3 separate regions of the Homo sapiens genome follow, and all the other regions are linked to region 1. Evidence: chromatin loops called from intact Hi-C (ENCODE). Cell type or tissue: A673. All regions are shown on one strand. Links, peaks and the distances in the headings refer to the core of each region. The heading gives the core; the rest is flanking DNA.

Evidence for each region. A loop is a pair of places that touch in the nucleus more often than their neighbours do. Peaks named below come from ENCODE experiments on the same cell type or tissue, not always from the same donor. Only the 100,000 strongest peaks of a DNase experiment are listed, where the experiment ranks them.
Region 2: a loop joins it to region 1, with 9 times the contacts of the local background. A loop is called at or near these places in 3 of 110 quality-filtered maps.
Region 3: it touches region 1 in a loop (2.9-fold over the local background); 2 of 110 quality-filtered maps call a loop at or near these places.

What each region holds. Positions count from the first base shown.
Region 1 is chr11:40,122,960-40,128,469 of GRCh38, reverse strand. The region is part of intron 6 of LRRC4C (leucine rich repeat containing 4C); the gene reads left to right. Among named protein-coding and RNA genes, the nearest start is that of LRRC4C, 1.3 Mb to the left of the region's middle. In A673, for the core only: a CTCF peak has its summit at 3,134 (motif pointing right); a DNase peak (open chromatin) is centred at 3,249; H3K4me3 peaks cover 369 bases; H3K27ac peaks cover 2,171 bases.
Region 2 is chr11:39,363,082-39,368,591 of GRCh38, reverse strand. No RefSeq gene overlaps it. Among named protein-coding and RNA genes, the nearest start is that of LINC01493, 720 kb to the right of the region's middle. In A673, for the core only: a CTCF peak has its summit at 2,516; a DNase peak (open chromatin) is centred at 2,551; H3K27ac peaks cover 2,297 bases.
Region 3 is chr11:38,788,289-38,793,798 of GRCh38, reverse strand. No RefSeq gene overlaps it. Among named protein-coding and RNA genes, the nearest start is that of LINC01493, 140 kb to the right of the region's middle. In A673, for the core only: CTCF peaks have their summits at 2,040 and 2,241 (motif pointing right); a DNase peak (open chromatin) is centred at 2,278.

The DNA of each region.
Region 1 (5,510 bases), core at 759-4,758:
GGAAATTGATGGCAGTGTGTTTAAGAGGTTCAAGTTGGAAATGAAGATAACATATAATCTAGAAAGAGACAATGAGGAAAAGTAGACAGACCCACATTATGTTTTAAGGTTGAATCAGAATAGTGCTGGGCTGCAGGTGAATACAGAAAAAGAAAAGTCAAAGAAGAGTTTAACAATTTTGCCTTGTGCAACTGGTCACATGGTAGCGGCTTTTATGGAGGTTCAGGGGCAAGTTTGGGGATTCGCTTTCAGTGTACACTATGCCATTTAATTCGTGTAATCCTCACAATGTCTATTTATTGTATTGTTATCATCATTCCTACTTAGGAAGGTGCAGCTCGGAGAAGGCCAATTTACCAAAGATCAAACAGTCAGGAATACCAAACCAACCCTCCGGGGCATTTTACTCTAAAGCTGGTTTTTGTTTTGCTGGGTCTTACTATTGTAGATTGGGCATTCTTTTTGTGCTTCAGCATTGTTTCAAATTAGAAAGAGGACTAAAACTAAATGTGTGTTTAGTAGTCCTTTGTGTGCAATCTGCAGCATGGACATGAGCCACTCTAGATATCAAAGATGCCTCTTTTCCTGACTTGCAGATCAGAGATTCCAAAATGATACACTGCTCTTTTTGTGTACCCTGATATTTTCTAACGTGACCATATGCAGAAGCTAATTTTCTCTTCATTGGTATTTCATGCTCAACAGGATTTTAACTGGGGCGTATTAATTTGAACTATACACATCTCAGTAGTCAGATAATCAGATTGGAGATCGGTTCCATTCATTCTAAAGCAATACTAGGGACGTCGATTATTAAAGTCATTTACTTTCTCATCAAAGTCTTCTCTGCAATTTCCTTTAGGGACAAGAGCAGAAACTTTCCAAAACAATATTCTCATCATTCCCTCTCCTGCTTAAAAGCCTCAAGTTTCTAAGTTTTTTTTTATTAAAATACATTCAAACTTTTTTGTTAGGCTTGCAGTGCCCCTCAATTGGGCTAGTTTAACTAACTTCTATAGTGTAAGTCCTTTACTTCCATTAAGACAGTTTTCTTATTATTTTGTGCTCCTACTCCTCTGCTTTCATAAGTAAGCTCCTACCTCCTCCAACACTGCCCCGCCTCCATGCCAATCTATATTCCTTTAAAGACCTGCATAAAATTCCAAATCTCTATATTTTTTTTTTTGCTTTTTTTGAGATGGAGTCTAGTTCTGTTGCCCAGCTTGAGTGCAGTGGCACAATCTTGGCTGACTGTAACCTCCGCCTCCCGGTTCAAGCGATTTTCCTGCCTCAGCCTCCGGAGTAGCTGGGATTACAGGTGCCCACCACCATGCCCAGCTACTTTTTGTATTTTTAGTAGAGACGGGGTTTCACCATGTTCACCAGGATGGTCTCGATCTCTTAACCTCATGATCTGCCCACCTTGGCTTCCAAAGTGCTGGGATTATAGGCGTGAGCCACTACACCTGGCCCCAAATTCTCTTCTTCTTTTTATTTATTTTTTTTTTTTGAGACAAAGTTTCGCTCTGTCACCCAGGCTGGAGTGCAATGGTGCCATCTCAGCTCACTGCAACCTCCACCTCCTGGGTTCAAGCTATTCTCCTGCCTCAGCCTCCCGAGTAGCTGGGATTACAGGGATGCATCAACACACCTGGTTAATTTTGTATTTTTAGTAGAGATGGGGTTCCTCCATGTTGGTCAGGCTGGTCTTGAACTCCCCACCTCAGGTGATTTGCCCACCCTGACCTCCCAAAGTGCTGGGATTACAGATGTGAGCCACCACGCCCGTCCCCAAATTCTCTTCTTAAAGCATTCTCTGATTAGCTATGCCTACATTAATCTCTGGTAATTCTTTATGGCATGTAAATATTGAATGTATTGATTTACACTAGTACCTATATGCATATATGTACATTTTTAAATTTTTGATATATGTCTATAATTTGTTTTATACCTCCAAGATTGGAAAGTTCTTGAAGACATAGGTAATTTACCTCTCTTACAATCCTTATTATACACTCCAGCACATGACCCCATGTTGGTGGCAGCCACATTGTTGTTGTTGTTTTACTTTTCTAGTACATAGTTCTCTGTAGTCAGAACATCTCACCTAATGATATGGTAATGTTATCACTAGTAACATATAGTCACAACACTAGTGACAACATTATAATATCATTAGGTGAGACGTCCTGACTACAGAGAAACATAAACCCTAAGAATATATTATACATTCTTCCACTGTAAGCCAAATAAGTCTTCTAGAAGAATGAAAATGCAGAGTCAGGTGGGTTTTTTTTTTTTTCGTAAATCTCAACTTCTGAAATTTTAGCATTTTCTAGAAACATTGCAGAGTCAGTGTGTTTAGCCAAACAGCTGCTTGTTAACTTGACAGGTTGATTCACTGGGTTATAGCCATTTAAATGTTGTAGCATTTCCATTACATTTACCTACTGATTCAGCCCTGGGCATATTTACAAAAAAAATTCTTTTCCCTGAAAATCTACAGAACTACATACTCCTGCATAAGGGGTGGAGAAAGCTCAAGATTTGCAAGATTGGGTTAAAAATGGGAAAATAAATGATCTATATTAGGAAATATTTATGAAATAAACTTGAAGAAGTGTGTTACCTTTGGTAATGGTGTTATTTAATTCGTTGCTTTGTTTTTTCTCCTGTGTATTCTAGCATTCTTTAAAACCCAGAGATGTCCAGATAAATGATTTTGCAGTAGAAATCCTTCTTAGCATGATGTGGGATGAGCTTCAGACCTTTCTTATAAGGATATCATGTTGCTTTACCTTAACTTGTTTCCTTTGAAAGGTCTCATATTTATAAAGGTATAGGAAAATAAAATAATAAAATGTTCCCCTCTTCTTTGCTATTGGCTGAGGAAATAAGGAGAGAGAGAGAGAGAGAAGAAATGAACATAAACGTGTGAGGATAGGTTTGGCTGCATGTAACCAGAAAAATAATAACTGTTTATACTGTAATATATTATTTTACATAATAAGAAGTCCAGAGGAAAAACAGTTACAGGGTTCATTAATTCAGCTGCTTATCACAAATATCAAAGATATAAGTTCTTTCCATTTTTTCATTTTTTCTTTCTTATCAGCTTTGTCCTCAGGCTGCCTCCCCTCTTGGCCACAAGATGGCTGCAGCAGCTCTAGGCATCTTTTACCCTCAACGATATCTAGAAACAGAACAAAGAATTATTTCTTCCCCATGTTTTTCTTCTTATTAGTGGGAGAAAAAAATTCCTGAAATCCCTCAGCTGACTTCCCCTCACATCTTATTAGCCAAATTGTGTCACATGTTCAGACCTCATTAGTCTCTGAAAGCAGGAATGGTACTATCAATCTTTGCTTAGACATGAGCTTAGCTAACTATAATCTGCAAGACAACCTGCTACTTTTTTGTGTGTGCCCTGTGAGCTAAGAATGTTTGTGAATTTTTAAATGGTTAGGAAATAGAATTTATTTATATATATATATATTCTTTTTTTAAAAAGTTTAATTATTGTGGGTACATAGTAGGTGTATATATTTATGGGATACATAAGATACTTTGATACAGGCATACAATGCGTAATAATCACATTAGGATAAATGGGGCACCCATGACCTCAAGCATTTATCCTTTGTGTTACAACAATTTTACTATTTTAGTTATTTTAAAATGTACAGTAAATTATTGTTGACTGTAGTCATCCTATTGTGCTATCAAATAGATCATATTAATTGTGTCTAACCATATTTTTATACCCACTAACCATCCCTCCTTTGCCTCCCCACATCCAACTATGCTTCCCAGTCTCTGATAACCATCATTCTGCTCTCTATCTCCATTAGTCAATTGTTTTACTTTTTAGCTCTCACAGATAAGTGAGAACATATGAAATTTGTCTTTCTGTGCTTGGCTTGTTTCACTTAACAGAATGACCTCCAGCTCCATCCATGTTGTTGCAAGTGATAGTTTCTCATTCTTTTTTACAGCTGAATAGAACTTCATTGTATATATGTACCACATTTTAAAAATTCATTTATCTGTTGATGGACACTTAGGTTGCTTCCAAATCTTTGATATTATGAATAGTGCTGCAATAAACATGGGAGTGCAGATATTTCTTCCATATATTGATTTCCTTTTTTAGGGAATATATGCCTAGCAGTGGAACTGCTGGATTATATTATAGTTATATTTTTAGTTTTTTGAAGAACTTCCAAAGTGTATTCCATAGTGGTTATACTAATTTACATTTTGAGAGTTCCCTTTTTCCCACATCCTCACCAGCATTTGTTACTGTTTTTGGATAAAAGCCCTTTTAACTTGAGTGAGATGATATCTCATTACAATGTCTATTTAAGTCTTTAATCCATTTTGATTTTTTTACACGACCAGAGATAGAGGTCTAGTTTTCTTCTTCTGCATATAGACATACAGTTTTCTCAGCACCATTTATTAAAGAGACTGTCCTTTCTCCAGTGTATGTTCTTGGCACCTTTGTCAAAAATGAGTTCACTGTAGATGTATGGATTTGTTTCTGGATTCTCTATTATGTTCCATTGGTGTATGTGTCTGCTTTTATGCCAGTACCATGCTGTTTTGGTTACTATAGCTCTGTAGTATAATTTGAAGTTAGGTAATGAGATTCCTCCAGTTTTGTTCTTTTTGTTCAGGATAGCTTTGGCTATTCTGGGTCTTTTGTGGTCTCATATACATTTTAAGATTTTTTTTTCTATTTCTGTGAAGAATGTCTTTGGTATTTTGACAGGGATTGCATTGAATCTGTAGATTGCTTAGTGTAATATGGACATTTTAATCCTATTGTTTCTTCTAATCCATGAGCATGGAATATCTTTCCATTTTTTGCGTGTCTGATCCAATTTCTTCTTTCATTAATGTTCTATAGTTTTCACTGTAGAGATCTTTCAGTTATTTAATTCCTAAGTATTTTATTGTATTTATAGCTATAGTAAATGGGATTAATTTCTTGATTTCTTTTTTCAGATTGTTTGCGATTGGTATTTAGAAATGCTACTTATTTTTGTATGTTGATTTTGTATTCTGCAACTTTACTGAATTTATCAGTTCTAACAGTTTTTTGGTAGAGTCCTTAGGGTTTTCCAAATATAAGATCATATCATCTGCAAACAAAGATAATTTGACCTCTTCTTTTCCAAGATGTCCTTTATTTGTCATGTCTGATTGCTCTAGCTACAATTTCCAAAAATATCATTTTATACTATAAATAGTATTATTGGAGCACAGCCATGCCCATTTATATACCTTTTGTCTATGGCTGCTACAGTGGCATAACTGAGTAGTTGCAACAAGAGATCATATGGCTCATAAAGCCTGAAATAATTACTATCTGGCCCTTTACAGAAAAAGTTTGCCTACTTCTAGCTTAAATGAAACTCTATTCACCCTTAAGTACTGGGGTCAGTCTCTCCCAAAACAGATAAAATAGTATATATGTGTGTGTGTGTGTGTGTGTGTGTGTG
Region 2 (5,510 bases), core at 502-4,501, 760 kb after region 1:
ATTTCCTCTTCTAGCTGTCTAAGATGGAGTGTGCCACTTACTTAGGCATGTGATGAAAATACTTAATTTCCCAAGGTACATGGAGCAGAAACATCTATACTACCCTTTATCCTCTGTTTATGCTAATAATATCTATTTTGGAATGTTACATGAGTGAAGAATAAAAATCATTTGAGTTTGAAGTATTATATTTGGTGTTTTTTTATGCTGCCAAAATATAGCTTGCCATAATGAATACCTTGGTTATGAGTAAGATTAAAATTAGTCTATATGACATAAGAACTGTTAGAATTACCACACATCATTCTGCAAAGTTTCACACATTCAGATTTCAAAATGGAAAGAAAAAAATTTTTTAAATTTTACATAAATATTTGCTGATTAATATGTTCAAAGTTTTGTGCTAAAAATTATATTGAATGTCTTCTACAAAAACCAATTAATGCCCTCCAGATGCTGGGAACAAATTACAGTTCACACAAATTTTATTTATATGTTTTAAGAACCTGTTACCTATGGGAGTTATATTACCATTATTTTTGAGTCAATGAATAAAGGGATGTAAGCAAGAAAGAATAGGAATACCAATGATAAATGCCATGGTTGTTTAGAAAAGACAGTTGTAAAAAAGGATTCAAAGAGGAGATACAACTTGTATCAGCACTTAATACATAGGTAGTTACATGATAAATAGGTAGACAGATAAATAATTGTAGCACAGGCCCATATAATTAGAAAGATATGGAGGAATACCATTTTAGATAGTCAAAGAGAAGCATAAATAAGAGTGAATGTAAAAGACAGTGAAGACACCATCCTGATAAGACTTGTGGCTTCATATAGATAAGTCGCTGGAAACCACGATAAACTGATGCTTCCTGTTTGTCAGATAGTGGAGTTGCTTACAGTAGTTTGCTAAGGCTTTTAGCATTTACCATATAGGCAATAAGAAGCCCTTTAAGATAATGTATGTATATCAACATTTTGAAGTAACTTTTTCAAAGTGCCTATTTTCAATTAAACATTTAGGGAAAAAAAGATGTTCTTGCGTCTTCTGAATTGTCAATGATGATTTAATTTTGCAGAATCACCATCAAAGTGTATTCTGTAGACAAGCTTTGAAAATTGGTAGAATAAAGACCTCAGAATCAAGTGTTCAAGTGCTTTCATAAAGTAGTAGTATAGACTAGATACAATGGCTCACGCCTATAATCCTAGCACTCTGGGAGGCTGAGGTGGGAGGACTGCTTGAGGACAGGAGGTTGAGAACAGCCTGGGCCACATAATGAAACAAAACTAAAAAATAAACTGGGTGTGGTAGCATGCACCTGCAATTTCAGCTATTTGGAAGACTGAGGCAGGAGGATCACTTGAGCCCAGGAGTCTGAGTTTGCAGTGAGCTGCATTGTGCCACCACACTCCATCCTGAGGCATAGAGCAAGGCCCTATCAGAGGAAGGAAGGAAGGGAGGGAGGGAAAAGAAAGGAAAGACAGAAAGATAAAGACAGAAAAGAAAGAGAAGAAAGAAAAAATAGGTCCATAAGAATGCCACACTCCTGGAAACGTAATCTACTGACTGTTACCTTTAATGTTTTCAGAGCAATGCAAAACAAGTACACTTTTCATTAAAAGAGGCTTTGAGAATACATTATGCTTAACTTTTCAGATGTATCTTTTTGTTTAGGAGGCTGCTTTAAACTGTCCAGCAGAAATCTGTTCACAACAGTGGCAAATTGATTAGAGCTGTGTTTTGGCTTTTCACGTCATTACATTTTTCTTGTATGTATTCATCCATCAGAATGTCTAATCCCATCCCAAATCTACCAGCTTCACTACTCTATAATAACTAGTATGACTACCTCTATGATAACAATAGCATTAATAATAATGCCATTATTAAGTTTGTTTTTTGAATTCATGCACAATATGTGTTATTTTCATGGCAGAAGATTGACACTTGTGAAAAAATGAGAGGTGAGAACAATGTCTGATGTTTCTGATTATAGTGACAAAATTCTGTCTCTTTCTCTCTCTAAATATCTTAGAAAAATAATTTAAAGTACTATAAAAAGTATCCTACCTTTCAAAGTGAATCATGGGAACAAACTCAAAATGACTTTGTAATGATATCAAGCATAAGTGAAATCTACAAGAGATGTATGATGTCTCCAGCAGGTTTAAAAGTTCAACCCTGAATCGGCTTACAAAATAAGCAGGCACTTTAAAAAATACCAACTTTTTCTGTGAAGACAGAAATTTTTGTGCCACTGTCAAAAAAAAAAAAAAAGGAAAAAGATATATAACTGTCTATTGATGTGAAACCGTGGGGAGTTTCTCAACTGTGGTATACTTATTCATAAAGTGAGAGTTTGCAAAACAGCCACATAAATATGGGTCATAAAGAATGGCCATAAGTAAAGCATCTACCTTTAGTTAACAAAATTCTAGGCTGCTAGGCTTTTAGGACATTGGGAAGATCAGACTACTTGCAAAGTGAAAGATTTAGACAGCCTACAGCATTCAGTAGCAGAGATTCAATAGATGGCACTCTTCCCTCTGCTTTGAGCTCATTCCTCAAGATGACTCAGATTTCCAGGTCTCCAGACAAATATGCTGGGCCCTCCTTCTTATCTCTTCAACATTTCTCTCCAATCACTCACCTATATTTAATTTGGTGCTTCAGCCACAGTAAGCTACTTATGGATGCCTTAATATCTCATTCTCTCTTAGGTCCCTATTCTTTTTCAAAATGTGCTCTCTCAGGTTGGGAAATCCCTCCTCTATCTTCTCATCAACTTGAGCAGTATGTCTACTGCTAGCCCTTTCTTCTAAACTCTCCCCTCATCATCATGCATCTTGTCTGTGCTCTTTCTTTTCTGTTTCCATAGTATCATACATATACCAGAGCGGTCACCTGTGAATACAAAATATACCATTAATTGTGCCTTTATCCTTCATTGGAAGATGAGCTCCTTAGAGAAGGAAACATTGTATTCCTCATGCTCTAATTCCTAATATAGCTGCCATATCATAAAAACTTTATATTTTCTTAAAGAACGAGTGAGTGAACCTAACCATCAGAGCTGTTTCCAACCTCTTTTCATATATTAACCCCTCCATAAAAAAGATCACGCTTTATTGTAATTTTTCTTTAACTCTCATTTCCTTTCCCAGTTTTATTGTATTTGCTTGTTTTTTGTGTCTAAGACAGACGTTTTTAATTCCTCTTTCCCATTTGGAATGTTTGTTTTTGTTTTTATTTCTTTGTGTTTTTTTGCTGCCATTTTAGTTTTGAAATTTTGTTAAGAATTGGTTGTGTATTCTTATAATCTTTACTTTTAAGGATAAAACATAAAAAATAATGAATATTAAGATATGATATTGGGCAGGCGCGGTAGCTCACGCCTGTAATCCCAGCACTTTGGGAGGCCAAGGCGGGAGGATTACGAGGTCAGGAGATCAAGACCATCCTGGCTAACACGGTGAAACCCTGTCTCTACTAAAAATACAAAAAATTAGCCGGGCGTGGTGTTGGGCGCCTGCAATCCCAGCTACTCGGGAGGCTGAGGCAGGAGAATGGCGTGAACCCGGGAGCAGAGCTTGCAGTGAGCCGAGATTGCGCCACTGCACTCCAGCCTGGGTGACAGAGCGAGACTCCATCTCAAAAAAAAAAAAAAAAAAAAAAAAAAGATGTGATATTAAGATTTTTCTTTTTGAATCAAATTCTTACTCTGGCACCCATGCTGGAGTGCAGTGGCACTATCTCGGCTCACTGCAACCCCCGCCTCCCGGGTTCAAGCAATTCTCGTGCTTCAGCCTCCTGAGTAGCTAGGATTACAGGCTCCCGCCACCAAGCATGGCTAATTTTTGTATTATTTTTTTTTTTTTAGTAGAGACGAGGTTTCACCATATTGGTCAGGCTGGTCTCAAACTCCTGACCTCAGGTGATCCGCCCGCCTCGGCCTCCCAAAGTGTTGAGATTACAGGCTTGAGCCACTGCACCCGACCAAGATACGATATTAACATTTATAGGCGGCCGGGCACGGTCGACTATTTGTATACAACCCAAAAACATAGATTATAACACTTATATTTTTAAAAGGCACACATCTATACAATTATAATTTGTATAAATTTATAGCAATTATAATTTGGGTGAAAGTACTCTAGAAAAATGGTCCAAATATTGATTTCATGAATCAAAATCTAATTTTATTATTTAATAGCTAGAAATTTAGATAGAATACGTGACTCTGTTTTTCTTAATAACATTTGTCTATAAGTCACATAATTGTTTACATTATACATTACATTATAAGGGGTTTTATGTGAGAGACTTGAGTAGAATGCCTGATTCTGCCATATATTCTTGAATGAATCTGCTAAAGACTTTCTCACCCTGTTTCCTTATCGGTAATAAAGGGATAAAATATTTCTATTTCTTCTGTAGACATTATTAAAGTATTTTAATTAATATTTTAACACTATTAAATAGTGTCCATAAAAGAAAAAAAGCATAGTGTTGCATCTAGACAGTGCTCAAAAATATTATGTTGAGGCTCAAAAAAAGATACCTCAAAGTATGAGGCTTTGGCATGCTAAGCACTTCAAACTGAAGGAAATGAAAAGGCTTTAGAAACAGGCTCAGGACCAAGGACTTTCTGACTTTCTCCTGTTTCTCCTAAGAACAGGGTGGAAGGAACTCTGAAGTTCCCTTATCTGAAGCTCCTTCAGAAGAAACACAATTGCCTTTGATGCCATCTGTGGAATTTCATTAATCAGGGAAGATTAAACTCATCTCAGGATGACTGAGGAATGTCACCACACCTAGACAGACTTTGTCCCAAGCTACAGTCTGTTCTTAGATTCCATTCAGTTTCAAAGAGAATCATTTACAAACTACAGTTTCTTCCTTTGGGCCGAATCAACAGTTCTGAAAATCATTTACTAGCTCTTAAATTGCTTATTCCCCCATCTCCTTTTCTTGTACAAAGGAAGTACTATTAATAAATCTGGTTCTTCTTTGAGATTTATATTTTCTGTGTCTCCATGCACGTAAATAAATATGTGTACATTTCGGCCCATTAATCTGTCTATTGACAGTTAATTTCAGCAGAATTAAGACTCAAATCTTCAGAAGAATATAGACAAATTAATTATGTCCCTATAATAATTTGCTGTTACTATTGTCATTACTCTTATTTTGTATAGTCTTCATCAGGGATAAACATAAAATAACATTGAGAAATCTAAAGTTAAATATATGTATATATGTGTATATATATGTATGTGTGTGTGTGTATACATATATATGAGATTCTACTTTCAAATGAGAGCAAGAGGAGAGGAGCTCCTCAGAACCCTCTTTAGCAAAACCAGTAACATTTTATACAGATATATATAGTTATTAGTTATACATGTATGTATATATATGTGCATGTGTATATATATGTGTATGTATATAGAATATGTGTGTGTGTAGTTTTACATATATAAAACTAGCTCTGTAA
Region 3 (5,510 bases), core at 502-4,501, 1.3 Mb after region 1:
TCAAATAGAAATATTTTTATTACATACTGAAGTTGATTGGTTTTAAAAAAAGAAATAAGCTAGCATATGCAATTGCCCTATTTTTAGAACACCAGGGTGGGGTAAGGAGAAAAACCTGACTGTTTCAATTATGTAGGAACAGAATAATATTAACTGACTTACTAAAATGATTTTTAAAATAAAGGACAACTTCCAAGAGAACTAGACAAACACACTAGCTGTGTTGGAAGACTTGGAAACATCAAAGAACCTGAAGCTTCAAGAGTCAAACACAAAGATTATAGCTCATTACTATATACCTCAAGTATTGACTGAAAACTGCTAAAAATTAGTGATGAAATTGTCTCCATTTTCTTGATTTGATGAAGTGCTTAAGGACAAGGTTCTTGAACATGATTTTTAAGCAAAACATCAAAATTCAATAGCCTTCTTGTAAGATTACTTGAGATAATTTTTGCTTTATGTTTTGCCTGAGTCTTCCATTTGGAAGTTTGTAAATGACCACATAGGATAACTATTGTGAGATTTTGTTGAAATGATTTTTACTAAGTGATCTTTTATCTCAAACATATATAAGGTGAAGGAGGTCAGCAATAATGAATGCAACTATTATCTATCAATTTTTACACATTGAATAATAAAATATTTATTATTCATGTTATTAATCTTATCTTTTATTGCTACCTTTATCCAAGTATTTTTAAGGACACAGCAACTAATGCTAATTTTATAACTTGTATAATCAGTAGCATGCATGGAACAATATACGTTTACCAAATTTTCTCCTATCTTATGAACCAGATCAGTAGGCATGTATTTATAATTAAAGAACTGAACATAATGCTTCAGATCACCCTCACTCATCTTGACCCTAAGAGATTCCCTATCAACATGTTCTCATGGCCAAGAGTCTTTGAAAAATGTGCAAAAGCAGGATATTTTCACCACAATTTTTTAAGACCTATTTTTCTTTCCAATCCAACTTCCCATATGTCACGTACTTTTCTTCTGTCAAATGACTCATATTACAAAATTGAAATGGTATGAAGAGCTGATTAAAGAAAACACAACTAAAAGTGTATGAAGAAAAATCGTATGTGATAAACATTCATTATGTCTTTGCTACTCAGCTAGGCTCTTTAGGGATAATCTTATTTCTCCTACATGAAAGCCCTTTGAATCACATGTTCGTATAATCATTTAAAAATTATTTTCAGAATAAAGATAATTGATGTTTAATTTACTAATCAAGATATAAAAACATAGACTAGATCATTTTAACTGTGACATCTAAACTTTTGATTTAAATAAGACTATTAATTCCTCAATGTCAAATTTGACAGAAAAAGTAATTCATTTTAAAAAGTGTGCTGTGTTTGTATTGCCCTAGCTTTTGGTTCAAACTTCCAGTTAAAATTAGGAAAATAAAACGAAGAACACTGGAAATAAATATAAGTTCCAGGTAATTTTGAATGGTAGGAAGCAAATGGTAATATATTGATGCGCAGACGTACACACACATTGAATGGCACATTATCACAGAAGACGCTCAAAGCAGTTATGAGCCTTTACAGGGAAAATGTCAAGATACCACCCATTTGGAGACAATAGACAATAGATACAGAGGGTGGTCTTTCTTATTTTAACATTTAAGAACAGCAGTAGAACCCTAGATGGTGTTGTCTGTCCCTTTCCCTGTACATAATGTATCTTAAAAAGTGAGTACTGGAATATGATTCTTAATGAATCTGATCCTCTCTTTCAAGAAACAGAAAAGAACTTTGTAAGAATCTACAGCAAACTTAGAGCAGGAAACATATTTTTTTAAATAACAATAGCTCTAGCAAGAAAAAAACACTCCATACGCAAAGATTTTTGTTTCTTTTAAACCAAAGATTTCACATCAGGAATTGAATGCTGCATAAAGTTGAGGACATCAAAGATAACGTATGAGTGTAGGATAACTGTGACCACTGGGGAAAACCAAAAACACAAAACAAAAAGAAAGACAAATAAAAAAATCTCTAGATGGGGACCACCTCTGGGCACCCAGCTAGTGGGAACAGCTTGGGGAATGAGGACAGTGGGGACGCTGAGAAGACTTTTCTTCTTTTTACTTCTATTCTTATTTTAAAATGTATCACTCTGCATAGTGCATCTATTTTGATAGTTTTTCTCTTAAATTACTGTTTTTGTCTTTATATACATGAAGTGTCAGTTGAAAAGCTGCTTTAGTATCTAACCACTAGGGGGTGCCCTCATTGCACATATTGATGTACAACTGGTCCAGGGCTGATCTGGACAAGGGATGCCATGAGATAAATTTTACTTCAGGCTAATGTCAATCTGAACTTGTTTCGCTGTTTAATGTATACATATAAAATCTGATCTGAGGATCTGACATCTTGACATCACTGTATTCTTCATAGTGAGACATAAAGCCACTTTTTTGCATTTCTGTTAATATTCAGAGTTTTGCAGGAAAGAATGAAACACTGGAAGCAGTTACTGAAGCTCAGATTCCTGTTCTCTTCAGGAGACACATAAACCCTCATACATATGCAGCCTCAGTTTTTAAAATATTACATAGTTGCTTATATTTATTTCTATCAGTTTAAAAAATATTTATATAAGCTGATTATGACATCTATTAATATTTTTAAAATTCAAATTTTTCTTAAAAATTGTTATCCCCTCAAATGTAAAAATATTAAATTTTGCTATATTATCACTAGTGTAAAGAACTTATTGTTGTATTTGTTAATCTGTTAGAACATTTTAAACATTGTTAATATTTCACTTTTATTCAAATTTTATGTTACAATTACACTTACAATTAATAAATAGCTTACTATAATGTTCTGGTAGGGAATTCCTTAGTAAAATAATGCACAAGAATATATTAAAATTTATATAGAGTAATTGATATTATTTTTCCATAAGGGCCAATGAGATTAAATGAACCTTCTTTCTTCTTTTCTTTTCTGTTCTTTCTTTTTTTTTTTTTAACCTCCTGCTCCCGGGTTCAAGCAATTCTCCTGCCTCAGCCTCCCCAGTAGCTGGGACTACAGGAGCCAGCCAGCACACCTGGCTAATTTTTTTGTATTTTTAGTAGAGACAGGGTTTCACCATGGTCAGCCTGGTCTTGAACTCCTGACCTCAGGTGATCCACCCGCCTCAGCCTCCCAAAGTGCTGGGATTACAGGCATGAGCCACCACGCCTGGCCCCTTGTTTCTTATATTTAGAAATATCAACATAAAAATTTAGAAACTTTAATAAATAATTAATGTGAAACTCCAAATACAGTCTTGGCCTTAGAAAACATCAAGAAAAATTTGGGGAGCCTTTAAAATGAGGAAAAAAATAATGGGTGTGTTGTCTAGATTACTCATTCAGGTTATTTACATCTTTGATTGTCTTTGAGCTATTTTGAAACCAAGTAAACTGTAAAAAAATGCAAATGATTTTTTTCTATAAATCCCAATTAATTGTACCTAAGGAATGAAATTGATTATTGTCCTGTAGATGGGCCTTTAAAAAACTTTGTAAATTCATTTTCAGAATTTCTTTTTTTATTATTATACTTTAAGTTTTAGGGTACATGTGCACAACGTGCAGGTTAGTTACAATATGCATACATGTGCCATGTTGGTGTGCTGAACCCAGTAACTCATCATTTAACATTAGGTATATCTCCTAATGCTATCCCTCCCCGCCGCCACCCCAAAACAGGCCCCGGTGTGTGATGTTCCCCTTCCTGTGTCCATGTGTTCTCATTGTTCAATTCCCACCTGTGAGTGAGAACATGCGGTGTTTGGTTTTTTGTCCTTGTGATAGTTTGCTGAGAATGATGGTTTCCAACTTCATCCATGTCCCTACAAAGGACATGAACTCATCATTTTTTATGACTGCATAGTATTCCATGGTGTATATGTGCCATATTTTCTTAATCCAGAATTTCTTATTTCATAGGTACGTGTGCTTCTTGAAATTCTCTTTTGAAATGGTTGTAATGGTTTCCACCCTTATTTTATTATTATTTGGAAGGAGCTTCTTTTTTATTTTTTTACTTTTATTTTATTTCATTTTTTTTGAGACAGGATCTCACTCTGTAGCCCAGGCTGGTGGGTGGTGGTACAGTCACGGCTCATTGTAGCCTCTGCCTTCTGGGCTCAGCCTTAGCCTCCTGATAGTTGAGACTACAGGCATGAGCCACCATGCCTGGCTTCCTCATTCGTTATTGACATAGCATCTTTGACATATGTTTATCTTGTGTTTGTATAAGAGTTATTATTTTGCTATTGTTTGAAAATAGTCTAAAAGATTAGCAAGATTATGATCTAAAATAATGGATGAGGATTCGGATCAACAAATGCTGATCAGATTCCATTAAAACAAAAGCTATTAAAAGATTTAAAAAAGAGTTTTATTCTTAAAAGTCTAATAAGACTTGAATTCTTTGAATATATTAAAATACAACATGAGTTTTACCTAGATAAGCTTTTAAGAAACTATTATCTTTTCTCAGCCTTGGGGTTTGAAAGCTCAAATTCTTTGCACACAAACTCTGATAAATCCCCACAATCAATGTCAGTGTCATATACATCATATTGTTTGATACTTTAGAATAAAATGCATATGGATCTTAGATATGTGAACATACTTAGGTAGTAAGATATCTATCTCTATATATCTATATTTATATCTATATCTATATCTATATCTATGTTAGTACTATTGCAGTATAATACAATAACCTCCTCTAGCCATCCCTCACACCCACCCAACTTATTCGTTCTGAATCTGGTAGGAACAAGTCTAAATAAAAAACTTTACAGTACAGCCCAGGCATGGAATATTTATTTCCTGATATTCTCAAATTTGTTTTTCTCATGCCATAGTTATTGCTTAATGTATGACTGGGCTAGATGTAAGTGTATTTATAAGAATAGGCCTACAGTTTGAGGGTGCTACATAAGGAACAAAGCATTTATTCTCCCTGGGGATGGCCCAGATTGCAGAGCTTTTTAGAAATCATAACTTCAAAGAAATACTGTTTTTTTTTTTTTTCCAAACTGAACAATCCTTGGGCTTTAGTCCATGACTGCTCCAGCTTCTGAAGGCATATGTCTGTGGCCAGTGGTTGCTGGCTGAGTAGCATTAGGTGCAAGCCAATAGGGCAGTTGCCTACAGTAACAATCTTTGGAGAGCACAAAAATATTGCTGGGCTGCTAAAACATCACTAGAAATATAAGTGGATAAAGGAAATGTGTTTATCAGCAGTAGGAGGATATTAAGATGGGACTCTCACAGTTTGTCTTTATGGAAACAAAAGAGCAGGGGATGAAATGTTCAGTTGCACTTATGCCACATTCTAAATCAAATCCAAGGCATGGCCTTGGATGTGTGCCATGTAAAGTAGGTGACTCTCAAGTAGTCCCTTAGCCCGGTGGTTCTCAACCAAAAGCATTTTTGCCCCCTAAGGAGTGTTGGCAATATCTGGAGATAT